2 separate regions of the Mus musculus genome follow, and region 1 is linked to region 2. A link is a contact called in ENCODE Hi-C or POLR2A ChIA-PET data. All regions are on one chromosome and are shown on one strand. The core of a region is the stretch at or near the end of the contact, and the rest is flanking DNA. Distances in the headings are between cores, read along the strand shown. Region 1 holds the start of Mcrip2 (MAPK regulated corepressor interacting protein 2). Region 2 holds the start of Ciao3 (cytosolic iron-sulfur assembly component 3).

Region 1 (6,921 bases), core at 3,634-6,133, 95 kb after region 2:
ATGTTGGCACTTCAGGTGTGGCCGGTACCCAGCCAGGCCACAAGGTGGATCGGCGCACCATGGTCCTCTTCTGGCAAAGGGTCCACTATGGCAACATTCCTTCCCGGACAGCTGCTAGGAACAGTTGGTGATTTTAGCCAGAAACTGCTGTGCCCACCACTCATCGAGGTCAATAGGTACAAAGTCTGTGGGTAGAATAAATGTCAGGCAGTGATGCTGCTTTTCAAGCTGGCTGGTACCTCTGCCCTCTAGCTGATCACACCCCCTAATCTGGACTCTAAGCACAGCAATTAATGGAAAACAGGAGACTCTGACCCAGCACCTCCTTCCCCAACTACCTGAGGCTACCTGGTATAGAGGGTTCTTTAGGGATTTGAGGCATAGGAGAAGGCTCACTCTGTAGCCGGGGATCAGGAGTGCTCTCCACATACTGCACAGGCCGTGGGCCACTCTCATCGGCAGGGCCGCCATCCAGTTGTCGCTCTACCTGCTGCCAGGCTGTGGGGGAAGGAACAGTTAGAATGAACCGGGCCCCTGGTGTCCCTCCCACCCCAGCACCTGGGGGCCACCTTGCACTCCAGCCCAGCTCAAGGAATGGACATGACCAGGCAGAGAGCCAAGGAAAAGTCTAGCCCGTGACCTGCTAGGAGTCAGGGTATTGTGGGGAAGGACAAGGCCAAGCCATGGCCACAGTACTGGAATTCTGTGGCCTGAGCCACACCCCCTGGTCCCTTACTACCTTCGGACACAAATCGGACGTTCTCCTCGTGGGCCACTGTGTAGGTCTCTTGGGTCCCCTCGAGGGATGGGGAGGTGGTGAGGGGTCGCCGGCCGTTTACTCGATTGAATACAAGTCTTGGCCCAGAACTGTGGGAGGGTAGGAGAGAGATACAGTTGGCACCAGCCATGTCCAGGAGCTACCTTGCAGGGTTCAAGAGCGGCCCTGGTACATACCCACTGCACCTGCATAGGCCCAGGCCCAAACTAGACCCTTCCTTAACCAGAGCAGCTGCCCTTAGCTGCTTCGAAACAAGGCCTCTCTGCTTTCAGACCCTGAGCTGACTGCAGCTCAGCTCTGTAGCTCTGGGCCCAGGGAAGGTGAGTGATTGCAAGTCAGAAAGAGTCCAGCTCTGTATCCAGACCTTCAGCAGGGGTCCCAGAGACCACTCCTCTGCACTCCCAATCCCCACCAGGCAGGCTTCCAGCAGTCTGGGTCAGACCTCAACATGATCAGAACCTTTTGCCATCTCCACCCATCAAGCATAGTCCCCTTCTTCTAGAGATGTCCTCAATGACACCCCCCACTGTTGAACACAGACCAAACAAGGATGGATCGGCGTTTACTCGTCCCTGTCCCCGGCTGCCCCCAGACCCCTGGGAGAGGAACACAAAATGCTGGGCTGTCTCTTTGGGAAAAACATGACCTTAAGCCTGACCCACTCCTCAAGGCAAGAGAAAAGGGGCAAATTGAATGAGATGCTCCCCCACCCCATAACCCTGTGCTGTACTCTATATCAAGGGGTGTAGGCCCAGGGGTGAGGCCAAGCAGGCCCAGGGCAGGGCAGGGCAGTGCAGGGCAGTACAGGGCAGTAATGTGCCATCTCTGTTGACTGGCGGCAACTGACCAAGCCCTGTGCTCGTGAAGCCTGGGGTGGGGCCACGGAGGGAATGGGGCCGCACCTACAGTAGGAGGTGGGAGTCCTGGGCTGCACCTGCCACTCCGCCAGGCACTCGCGGTCCCGGCAGGCCTGCTCGCCTTCCTGGGCTCAGGTGCCCCACGCCGCTCTGGGTTCCTCCTCAGGTGAGAGGGGCACTAAAATAAAGAGGAGGGTCTTGAGGGGTACAGGGTCCTGCCAGCCCCAGGTCTGGCCAGGTCTGGTGGCTACAGAAAATTTTAGATGTGCCAGTGGAGACCAGAGGAGGCAGGACTCCTCCCAAACCCACGGGTACCTGTGTATTTGGTAAACTAGAGGGCATAAAGGCATTTTTATTTTTTTCTAGACAGGGTCTCTCTGTGTGGTCCTGGCTGTCCTGGAACTCACTCTGTAGACCTGGCTGTCCTCAAACTCAGAAATATGCCTGCCTCTGCCTCCCAAGTACTGGGATTAAAGGCTCAAGCCACCATGCCCCGGTGCATAAAGGCATTCCAAATGGAAACCCCCACCCCCTTGCCTGCAACCACCTCTGCCCCCGAAAGGGCTGAAGCTCAATGCGAGCGAGCTGTTGGGATTGGACACTGAGTCTTTTTATGTCTTTTGTTTGGTTGAGGCGGGATCTAGACTAACAGACATCCTCCTAAGTACCAGGACATAGGTGGGTGTGTAGTAGCACACCTACCTGTGCCTTACATTGATTCTTTAAAAAACAAACAAAAGGAAATCCCAGCCAGGGGCTGTGGATTAAGGTGGTGGCCCTGGAGCTGGAAAGGGCCCCAGAGGGCAAGTGCTGCACCACCATGCTGAGCCCTGCCCAGCTTCTGCTTAGAGGCCGTGGTTATATAAGACCAGGCTCTGTAGGGGAAAGGGCACTAATCCCAGAGTGCACCTGTATCCACTTCTAGGCCCACTGCCTGCTGCAGCACCAGGCCATAGTGCCCCATAGACATCCTCTCATGTACTCTCCTACCCCCTCAAGGTGACCGGTCACTCATCTTTCAGCCTGGGATCTCCCTGCCTGTGACACACAGCGAAGGGCATCAAGATTCAAAATCAATATTTCAAGATTTAGCAGTATTCTGACCCCAGTACTCCCAACCTTGACTCTGTCCCAAGGCTCTTCTGCCCAGTGGTCCCTGAACATTTTCTCAATCTGCTCTTGGTGGGGTAGGTGGTAACATGGTCGCATCTCAAGTCTCCCCCATCTGTCTCTTGCCGCCAGGAGAAAAGAATATGTCAGAGGCACAGGCCTGGCCACCATAACTGGCAGCACCCATGCCTAGCCATTTAGTGGGTTGAAAGCTTCATGATTTTGCCCCACAGCAGCAGGAGAATGACCAGTGCCTCCTGTGTTCCCTGATGCTGGTGGACATGGGTGACTGATGGGTGGCCTTGAAAAGACAAAGGACTAGAGGTAAAATTCCATGTGAAGGTCCTATTGGAGATGGGAGTTCCCAGCCCAGGAAAGGGCCACCTCAGAGGACATAGGGAAGACTCCTTAGCCTATCTCCTCAGTTCCCAGAACTCAGGACAGGAAACCAATCTCCCGGGCGTCAGGTGTTCTCCCTGGTTGCTGACAGATGAGTCCAGGCCTTCACATCAGCTTATCTTACTGAAGCCTTTTTAGAGGAAACACGCAGTGTGGTGTCTCTTGCAACTCAGCATTCTGGAGAGTGTTACTACCTTCTCCTCTTCCTGGACACTGACCCAAATATTGCCACAAGCCTGTCCGTGTTGTCCCCCAACAATAAGGACTTTAAAAGGTGTTTTCCCGCCGGGTGTGGTGGCGCACACCTTTAATCCCAGCACTCGGGAGGCAGAGGCAGGCGGATTTCTGAGCTCCAGGCCAGCCTGGTCTACAGAGTGAGTTCCAGGACAGCCAGGACTACACAGAGAAACCCTGTCTCTGGGGTGGGGGTGGGGGGTGGGGGGTGGGGGGGGTGTTTCCCAGGTAGAGATAGGCCAGTCACCAAGGCAGCTCCAAACTCCCTGTCTGGGTAACCACTTTGTGGTTATACATCTGCACCATAGAGTTCTCCCAGAGACATAAGGGCAATAAGGACATAAACCGATGTCATACGGATGTCCCCTAGGGCAAACACAGGCCACACAGGCATCTCCTACCTATAGCTTCCGAAGCCTAGTAGCTGAGAGCTAAGAGGGGTGGAGCCAGCCACACAGACTCCCCTGCTGAGACGAGTCTAACTCTTGGCCTCCCTCGAGATTGTGGTCTCTTTGGTGCTCTCTCTTAACCGGTTCACATGCCACCTCTACCAGAGTAGAGCCTACATGCCTGCAGAGTCCAGTCTACCGATACAGGAAACAGTAAATGGAGCCAAAGAAGTAAAAGGTTCAGCCTTGGTTGAGTGGGATCACTTCCAGGTCACACTGGCTGAAATCCAAGTAGCTAGGGCTGAACTTCCCTAGACACATTGCGGGTTAGGAAAATCAGAAAACTCTTGGAACCCACAGGCGCGGGCAACTGCTGGGGAGGAGGGCTCCAGTGTCCCAGGGTGTTAGTGAAGGGCAGGGACCTGATAAGACCAGCGGGAACACGTGCGCTTCTTCTGCTCTGCAAGGACAGGGCCTGAAGTCCTTGAGAGCCAGGGCCTTGGGCAACTTTCCCCAACTTTGACCTCGACCACTTCCCAAGGGGTCCAAGTTAGCGGCCCAAGGTCACCAGGTCCCTCGGTTTTGAGTACTTGCGGTCCTTGACAGGCGGGATTGGTCGGAAGCCCTCAAGGCTCCACGTGGCCACCAGGGTCCACTCAAGCCAGCTGGGCCCAGAAGTAGCCGGCGAGCAGAAGTGCACGAGTTGCCTGCGCCCCGCCCCCTGCCCACCAGGACGCGTGGTCCCCATCAACCTTCTCCAAGGTCACCCTCGTGCCCGGCGGCCTGGCTCACCTTGCAAGGGGCCAGGGTCCCTGAGTCTGTGCCGAGGGCTGCAGGTGCGCGGGTAGCGCGGTCGGCGGCACCGGCTGCCGGCATTTCAGGAGCTCGCCAAGCCTGCTCTCCACCTGCTGCTGTGTGGGACCTGCGGGCCGGGGCGGAGGGCGCTGTCAGCCGCCGCGAGCCAGCGGTCAGGACGTCCCGCCTGCCCGCCCGCCCTGCGCACCTGTGCGGCGCTGCGCGACCAGCTTGCTGGGCCCCTTGGTGATAGTGTACATGGTGCGCCGTCCCGCCCGCCCCTGGCAGCGGCCAGATCAGGCACCCTCCACCAGCTTCACTTTGCGGTCCCAGAGGCTCGGCCCCTTTAAGGAGGGAGGACGGGCAAAGGGGCGGAGCGACCCACACACGCCCCCTGCCCTTAAAGGAGCTTCGCCTACTTGGTAGCCTTCCCAACCCTTTGGAAAATTGGCCAAGTCACTAAATTTGAGCTAAGAACGGGTTGTACTCGCCAAGGGGTATGCCATCTCTAGACTGGAGCGTGCATGTGCGAGTGTGCATGTGTGTGCTTGTGTATCTGTCTGAGATTTCAGAGAGAGAGGCTCTTTCAGTTGAGGAGGGCCCTTTGTGTACTAGGGTAGTGCTAGGGACCCTGAACAGTCTCTAAAAACACCAGTATTCCAGCTCATATTTGAGACACCACCACCACCCAGCCAAGTGCCTGGACAAGCCTGGATTGTTGGGGATCACTGTGTCAGGAGTCAGCTTTAGAATGAGTGCTCTAAGAGTGTTTAAGTAGATCTAAAGTACTGTGGAACCAGAAGACCAGGAGAACACAGAGCCCTCAGGGGGTACCCTATTCCTAAAGTACTATACTAACCGCTCTTCAATTCATGTCCTGAGCCTTTTCCCCAACTACTGGGGAAGCTGGAAATTAGGTCTGTGGGGAGAGCCACAGGGTTTCCCAGTACAGCCTGGAAGGAGGAAGAACCCAGCAAGAGTGGAAGCAGCCTGACCCCCCCCCCGTACCCCCCCCCCCCGCCCCCAGGTCTCCTTTTTTTGCTGTTGGTTTTTTGTTTGGTTTGGTTTGGTTTTTTGAGACAGGGTTTCTCTGTGTAGCCCTGGCTGTCCTGGAACTCACTCTGTAGACCATGCTGGCCTCAAACTTAGAAATCCGCCTGTCTCTCCCTCCCGAGTGCTGGGATTAAGGGCGCGCGCCACCACTGCCCGGCGTGATGTGAAGTCTTGAACTGTATCTGCCAAGACTTGTGCTGCCCCTGCCACCAACACCTGGCCTTAAGGTTCCTATTGTCATATTTGAGGAGGGTCAGTCTGCAGGCACTAGGGACTAGGGGAGGCAGGTCTGTCAAGTCTTGGACCACTTAAGCAAGACGAACAGTGAGGAAGGAGTGAGGGTGGGTAGCTGGTCCACCTGAATTCCAGAGTATCTAAGGAACTCCAGGGGACTTTTATCCCAGGTGACCAAGCCTTCATTCCTTTGGCCCTGGGCCTTTGGCCTTACATTATGCAGAGCGGGGCTGGAGAGTGAAAGGCCTTCTCCAGCTCTGAGAAGACTGTTGAGTGTACTAGGGAGGCATGAGACATCTCACTCATGTCTAGTTGATGAGCCAGTGAGTTTATTGCGGTTACTTACTGGAGCATGGGTGACTCTCACTATGTCACCAAAAAGCCCACCACAGTATAGGTGACAGCTCATGAGTGCTGATCCTGGGAGCTTCTTTCCCAACCCTACTTAAGAGTCCCCTCTCGGGGCTGGAGAGATGGCTCAGTGGTTAAGAGCACTGACTGCTCTTATAGAGGACCTGAGTTCAATTCCCAGCAACCACATGGTGGCTCACAGCCATCTGTAATAAGATCTGATGTCCTCTTCTGGTGTGTCTGAAGACAGCCACAGTGTACTCATATTAAATAAATAAAAAATCTTTAAAAAAAAAAAGTCTCCTCTCAGCCGGGTAGTGGTGGCAGCACACAACTTGGGAAGCAGAGGCAGGCAGATTTCTGAGTTCGAGGCCAGCTTGGTCTACAGAGTGAGTTCCAGGACAGCCAGGGCTACACAGAGAAACCCTGTCTCGAAAACAAACAAACAAACAAACAAACAAACAAAGTCTCCTCTCTCCTAGCACTTGGCACCTGGTTATATAGCACCTGGGAATTTGAATCTTGAGGTTTTCCTGAGCTTCACAAGTTTCATATCGCCTTCCTAAGTCTTAAGAGCTTCCCTCCTTCAGAAGGAAATGTTTCAATCTGCTGGTACCAGGCCTGTGACTGCAAAGGTGAGTGTGGATCTGGGAAGAGAGTTAAGGCCTGGAGTTGTACCGAAAGAAAGAAAGAAAGAAAGAAAGAAAGAAAGAAAGAAAGA
Region 2 (6,958 bases), core at 549-3,048:
AGAGGCAGGCAGATTTCTGAGTTCGAGGCCAGCCTGGTCTACAAAGTGAGTTCCAGGACAGCCAGGGATACACAGAGAAACTCTGTCTTGAAAACAAAGAAACAAACAAACAAACAAACAAACTCTCGTCTCAGCCTGATTGTTACCATTTCTAGTAGACATTTTGGTGACATTAATGATGTTACAAAGCCAGGCATGGTGGCACACACCTTTAATCCCAGCATTCCAGAGGCAGAGGCAAATGGATCTCTGTGAGTTCTAGGCCATCCTAGTCCACCAAGCGAGTTCCAGGACAGTCAGGGCTACACAGAGAAACCCTATTCTGTTTAAAAGAAAAATGACATTCACGTGTGCAGCATCTATTCTAAAGACTTTTCTAACCACCCTGATCAGAAACCTTCTCCACACCTGAGGTCAGCTTTCCATCTGCAGGTTTGCCTGTCCTGGACATTTTTGCTGAATGGTGTCACACGTGTGGCCTTTTGTGACTGGCTTCATGAAATCCACTGATTGTAATGTCTTCAGGGATCACCTACATTACACCAGGACTTCATTCTTTCTACTGTTCCAGGCCATTCTGCTCTGTCTCTCTTATTGGGCCTTGGATATGCCTCACATCTGCCAGCCGTCCACTGGGTTTGTTCTAATAGACTTGGGTTTGGTGGTGGTGGTGGTGAGTTTGAATTTCCAGGGATCTATGTATCACCCTCCTTCCAGCATTAGAATCCTCCCAGCAACCCTGTATACAGTTACCAAACCCAGACACTATTGTGGATGCCAAGAAGTGCATGCTGAAAGGAGCCTGATATGGCTGTCTCCTGAGGCCCTGCCAGAGGCTTACAAATACAGAGGCAGATGCTAGGCAGCCAACTGTTGGACTGAGCACGGGGTCCTCAATAATTAAAGAAAGGACTGGAGAAGCTGAAGGGGTTTGAAACCCCTTAGGAAGAACAACAATATCAACCAACCAGACCCCCCAGAACTCCCAGGGACTAAACCATCAACAAAGGAGTACACATGGCTCCAGCTGCATATGTAGCAGAGGATGGCTTTGTCATGCATCAATGGGAGGAGAGGTCTTTGGTCCTATGAAGGCTTGATAGATGCCCCAGTGTAGGGGACTTTGAGGGAGGGGAGGGGAGAGAGGGTGGGTGGGTGGAGTAACACCCTCACAGAAGCAGGGGAAGGGAGGATGTGATAGGGTGTTTCCAGGAGGGAGGGAGGGAAACTGGGAAAGGGGATAACATTTGAAATGTAAATAAAGAAAATATCCAATTTAAAACAAGAATCCTCCTGGCAAACAGAAACTGTCCTTTGGCCCTGGTCCAGTCCAAGAACCTGCTTCTGTAAATGTTCTCCCACACTCCAGTCTTAACATCTCAACAGCACTTGTCTATCTCATTTTTTGGTAAGCCCATTCCAAGGCATTCCAGTGAATCAAAGTTAATTTTGTGTTCTCCTGCCCACTGCATCTGGAACCTTCCTTGAGTATTGCTAGGTCAAGGTGATGAATGAAATCCGGATTCCGACCCCTACGGGAAGCGGGAGAGACTCTGAGTCTCTAGTTACATTCTTTGCGTTATTTGTCTTTGCTACCCTGCTACACCACAACCAAGGGACGCAAGGGAGACCGAACGCTGTGCTGTGGAACTTGCAGCTTGAGTCCGCTGGGCCGAGCGCTCAAGGCCGCCGGCAGAGGGCGCGCACGCTTTTCAAAGCTTGTTGACGGAGAGAAATGAGCATGCGCTGGAATTTGCGTTTTCCGGCAGAGTGGCGGAACTGCATGTCATTTTGGTGTCATTTTGCGACACCCCCGTGTGACACTCGGCGGCAGTGAGGCTGTCATGGCGTCGCCCTTCAGTGGGGCACTACAGCTGACCGACTTGGACGACTTCATCGGGCCATCTCAGGTGGGCCGGCCAAGGGCGAGTCGGGCAGGAGGAGGGTCCGAGCCTGGCCGTGCACCTCGGGAAACCTCTCTCGTCTGTGTCTTTTCCCAGGGCCCAGGACCCAGGGCCTCAGTCAGTCTAGTTCCCTTTTCACAAACACAGACAACTGAGGCCAGGGAGGGCCAGACAACGCGGTTACTGGGCCCGGAGCGATCCCTGGGACCATGGGAGTGTTTAGTGGTGACAGGCAGGTTTAGTGTTTAAAAAAAAAAGGTGGGGGGACTTGTTGTTATGTGATCTTAAGTTACTGTTGTAGTAGTGTCACCCAGCTGGTGATGCAGAGACATGGTGGGGCTGAGTTAGCCTCCACACACCTGTGAGATATCCCTTCCCACTCCTCTCTCAGAGCCAGTTGTCATCTCTGTGGACAGGGACCATGTTGAAGGGACAGGTTTGATGTCCACTTGGGCCACAGCCACAGCTAATGTTCCTGACGTTGCCTCGAGGAAGAGAGAGGGATACAGACAGACCGCCCTGAAAACAGGAGCTGCTGCCCTTGCTGGGTCTTCCTTTGTCTCCAGAGCTAGCCAAGTCCCATGACCCATAAAAGACGGGCTGAGCTGCCACACGGACAGGATGAACTGGGCCATCTTACCCGAGACTGGCCCTTTTCTGGAAAGCCACCAAGGTTCAGGAAGCGATAACAGGAGATGTCCAAGAGAAGGGGAGAGACATGGAGTTTCATCTGTGGTCGTGGGATGGAGGTGACCTCTAGATGTTTCCAAGGAAAGCCTTCCTGTCTGGCCAGGCCTCTGACACTCTGATCTCCGGGGGTGTGCTGCTATGTGCACGTAGGAAGGGCAGGCTAGTCAGGGCTTCTTGCATTAGCTTGCATATAGAGTTTGTAGCAGATTTCATGGTGATTCTGGAGAAAGAGTGGCCTTGATGGCATTCTCCTCACCTTGTACAGAGAAGGGTGGGCAACCAGAGCTCAGCATGGCTTCAGTGGCAGGAAGGTGGTAGAATTGGCCTCGGTGGTGAGCTTCACTCTATGGCCGGTAGCCAACCATCCCTGAGGCCCTCCATACCCAGCCCCCCACCCCACTCCCCACCCTCCCCACCCCCCGTCCAAGTTGCTTTCTCCTAATAGAGCCTGGTGTGGGGTCTTTCCTGGTGTAGAATTGCATCAAGCCTGTAAAGGTGGCTAAGAAGCCAGGAAGTGGCATAGCCAAGATCCACATTGAAGACGATGGCAGTTACTTCCAAGTGAACCAAGTAAGGACCCTGAGGTCTCACCACATCCCTGCTGGGGGCTGGCGGTGGCAGGAGGGGGAGGGAGGCTGGGGTGTGGATCTGAAACACACATCTTCTTCTGCCTTTCCCAGTCGCAGATGTGGCCACCCTGAAACTCACTGCATCTCCCCAGCTCTCTCACTGGTCACATTCACTGACCACGGGGAGCTGAGATGATGAACAGGGCTGCCATGGTGAGCAGCCAGTCTGTCCTGTTCTGCACGGGGCAGGAGGAGCCTCCCCTCCTCCTTTGCCCCCTACGTTTAGTAGCATAAGATTTTGAGGGGGTTGGTTCCCTCAAGCCCCTCCTCCCTCTAATCTGAAAGTTAGATCCTGATGTCTGTTAAAATTAACCCTGCCTGGCTGCCCTTTGCACTCTAAGGAATCCCCTTCAAAATACCGTGCGCCACTGCCCTGAGAAGGGAGGCCCAGCCATGGGACCTCTGAATAGGGGAGGAACCTTGGGCAGGTTCAGGGAATGGGTGTGCATATCGCCATGAGCAGTGACAAGCCCAGCTGTTTGTCTACAACAGTGACCTCGTGACAGTCTGTGGCATCAGCTAGACCCCAGTGTACCAGGAGGCCCTGGTTCTCAACAAGGGGTCCCATGGATGGAGGGACAGAGGAAGGTGCCCATCACCACTGGTCTGTGCTTTAAGGACAAGTGGCCTTGTCCGCATGATGCTGGTGTAGCCTGGGCCTGTGGACCTTTGGTTTCCTGGCGTGGTTAACCTCAGGTTGGGGCATTGGCACCAAGCACAGGCTCCGAGAATAGCTGAAGCTCACCTAGCCCTGGCTCAGACCATTTCTGCATCTGCAGCAGTGTTGATGGGCTCAGCCTGGCACCACATTTGCATGACAAGAACCACTGAGGGTGTCCTGGAGGCCCTGGTTTGAATACTGGGGTCCTGGGTCTGTTCTACCAATTCTGATAGTTGTTACTGTCTGTACAGCCTTCTCTCGCATTCCCCCACCCTCTCTTCCTTCCTCCATTCTTGGTTATCCCTCCTCTATTCCCAGCCTGTCCCCACAGACCAGAGCAGCAGCAGCCAGTCCCAGCAGGGCAGTTGCTTCTGCACTGACTTATGGAAAGACAGCCTTGCTCATGGGGTCCTGGTACTCCAGTCAAGCCTGTGCCAAAAGCTGAAACTTGATGTCAGTGGGAACACCGGGGTGTCTAAAGCATCTGTGTATGTGTGTGATACACACTTCATTTAAAAACTGGGTGTCAGGGCTGAAGGTAGAGCTTCCTGGTGGAGTGTTGGCTTCTTGTTTGCGGGGCCCTGAATTCCACCTACTGTCAGGAAATAGAAAAAGAAAGAAAAGTAAATAAAAATGAAAAGAGGGTGTCATAAGAGCCCAGTCTGCTCTCATTGCTGGTTCTTTTTGGTTTTTCGAGACAGGGTTTCTCTGTGTAGCCCTGGCTGTCCTGGAACTCATTCTGTAGACCAGGCTGGCCTCGAACTCAGAAATCCGCCTGCCTCTGCCTCCCGAGTGCTGGGATTAAAGGCGTGCACCACCACTGCCCGGGTTCATGCTGGTTCTTAGTGGTGTAAGTGGAAGTCAAAAGGCTACCTGAGCAGGGCAGTGGTGGCGCACACCTTTAATCCCAGCACTTGGGAGGCAGAGGCAGGTGGATTTCTGAGTTCGAGGCCAGCCTGGTCTACAGAGTGAGTTCCAGGACAGCCTGGGCAATACAGAGAAACCCTGACTCAAAAAAAACAAAACAAGACAAAAGGCTACCTGGGCTGAATGCCCTGACCATCCCCCTCAAGACTCTCTGCTCCAGTTTTTGCTCACCTCCAGGACGGAAGAACCCAGAAGCTGGAGAAGGCCAAGGTCTCCCTGAATGACTGCCTGGCGTGCAGCGGCTGTGTCACCTCAGCAGAGACAGTACTCATCACCCAGCAGAGTCACGAGGAACTGCGGAAGGTTCTAGATGCTAATAAGGTGAGCCATGGGGATCAGCCCCAGCCGCCGCAGCGCCCCAACATATGTCATCAGGGGAAGGTCAGCTGGCCCACCCGTCTGACTCCCAGTGACCCGTGTTAGTGATGTCTGACATAGTTAGGCCTGGAGCTCTGGGCTGCGTTCTGAATGTCACGGTGGCCTCTGTGAGTACAAAGCCTGCAGATCCAGGGACTTTTCTCTGTCTTGCTTTGCAGGAGGCAGCACCTGGTCAGCAGCGGCTGGTGGTCGTTTCCATATCGCCGCAGTCCAGAGCATCACTGGCTGCCAGGTTTCGGCTGGACCCCACAGACACTGCCAGGAAATTAACTTCATTCTTCAAAAAAATAGGTAGGCACAGAACCTTGAGTGAACGCGGGCGGCTGGTTCCGGGACTCCTCCCGCCCCCCGAGGCACATGTCACTCACCCTGAGCTGAACAGTAGGGGCACTCTCCCTAGTGTGACTTCAGCTTGAAGTTCACTGTGATGGTGAGGTCAGGACCTTAGGAGAGAAGGCAGCCGAGCTCTGACTTTGTACTGTAGTTGTCTAACACCTGTCCCCTGGGTTACCACCCAGTGTTTTGGTTTTTTGACACTAGGTCTAGATTGGCTTAGTCTTAACCGCCTTCGTGGAGCAAGTGCTGGATGCTTGCAGGTGTCACCTCTGCAGATTTGTTTGTTTGAGACAGGGCCTCACTTTGGAAGCCTGGCTTGAGTAGTCAGGGCTGGCCACAAACATACACTCCTCCTGCTTCAGCCTCCCTGGTGTGTTACTGCGCCCAGCTTAGGTTATTATTTGGTTTTTTACATTTTTTCCATGTATTTATTTTCACATGTAATTATTTTGAATGTGTGTGTGTGTGCATGTGCGTGCGTGGGTCATGGGACCATTCTCAGGACTTAGGTCTCTCCTTCCACCGCGTGGGTTTCAGGCATCAACCCAGGCCATCCAGTTTGACAGTGAGGACCTTCCCCTGCTGAACCATCTTGCTGGCTCCAGGGACTGGTTTTCAGGCATATTGTCACATCTGGTGGGCTCTGGCTTGGGTAACCTTTGGCTTACCTCTGTGCCAGGAGTTGGGATGGAGGAAGACACGGGTGTCCAGCAGCCTCTCCTGGGGAAGTGGAGGGACTGGGCTTCCAGGGTGCCACCTCCACAGAATGATCCTGTTAGATGACCTGGCACCATGTCTACCATGAAAATAGTGGATATTAGGGGATATGAGTTGAAAGGCAGGCACGCCATGCTCCTGTGTGGCCCTTGCCATGGTAACAGGAATCATTATCAGTCCTCAGAGTCCTAAGGAAAGCCAGCATGGGGTAGTGGTCCTGACGAGTGTTTGGCAGCATCACCACTGGGACCCTGCAGGCGCTTTAGCTTATGGCCCAGGCCAGGCTGACAAGTCTACAACAGGTCACTGTGGTTGGAAATCCCAGTGAGTCATGTCTGCATAGTCCATGCAGGGTTACAGCAGTGTGGCCATACAGGTGGCCCTAGCCCTTGAGGATGTCGTCATTAGGAGGCAGCTGGGGAGGCAGAGGTCTATGTACCGCAGGTTGGTCTGGAGGAGGCCGAAACATCCAGGGCCAAGGCTTATGGTACAAAAAGCTTAAACACATTCAGAATGGGGCCAAGACAAAGTGTGGTTTTAGGAATTCTCTGGGGGGTGATGCTGGGTCAACTGGGCAGCTTTCAGGTCATGCATACAGCGGGTGCCTGTATGCTGGGGTGCCCCTGGGGCAGAGGGCAGAGATGCTCATCAGGTGCTAGTCTCTGTGGGGTCTGTGGGTCTCAGGAAGTCTCTGCTGCCTTTGGCGCTGACACCTT

The links. Hi-C counts contacts between places; a loop is a spot of excess contacts on that map. ChIA-PET counts read pairs that join two places held with the same protein, here RNA polymerase II (POLR2A).
Region 1: a map of heart shows a loop between it and region 2 (3-fold over the local background). The contact joins the promoter of Mcrip2 here to the promoter of Ciao3 in region 2. A Hi-C loop is called at or near these places in 1 of 37 maps with a recorded cell type or tissue (heart). POLR2A ChIA-PET finds 5 or more read pairs at or near these places in 1 of 5 experiments (Patski).

What each region holds. Positions count from the first base shown.
Region 1 is chr17:25,863,855-25,870,775 of GRCm38, forward strand. Mcrip2 (MAPK regulated corepressor interacting protein 2) reads right to left here and starts at 4,884. Exons shown (of 5, transcript NM_026633.3): 1 at 4,771-4,884; 2 at 4,560-4,689; 3 at 740-867; 4 at 397-498; 5 at 1-185. The coding sequence starts at 4,822. The coding sequence ends at 115.
Region 2 is chr17:25,771,978-25,778,935 of GRCm38, forward strand. Ciao3 (cytosolic iron-sulfur assembly component 3) reads left to right here and starts at 1,799. Exons shown (of 11, transcript NM_026238.4): 1 at 1,799-1,910; 2 at 3,069-3,164; 3 at 4,989-5,132; 4 at 5,348-5,480. The coding sequence starts at 1,845. Gm41550 (a long non-coding RNA gene) reads left to right here. Exons shown (of 3, transcript XR_876684.1): 3 at 433-567.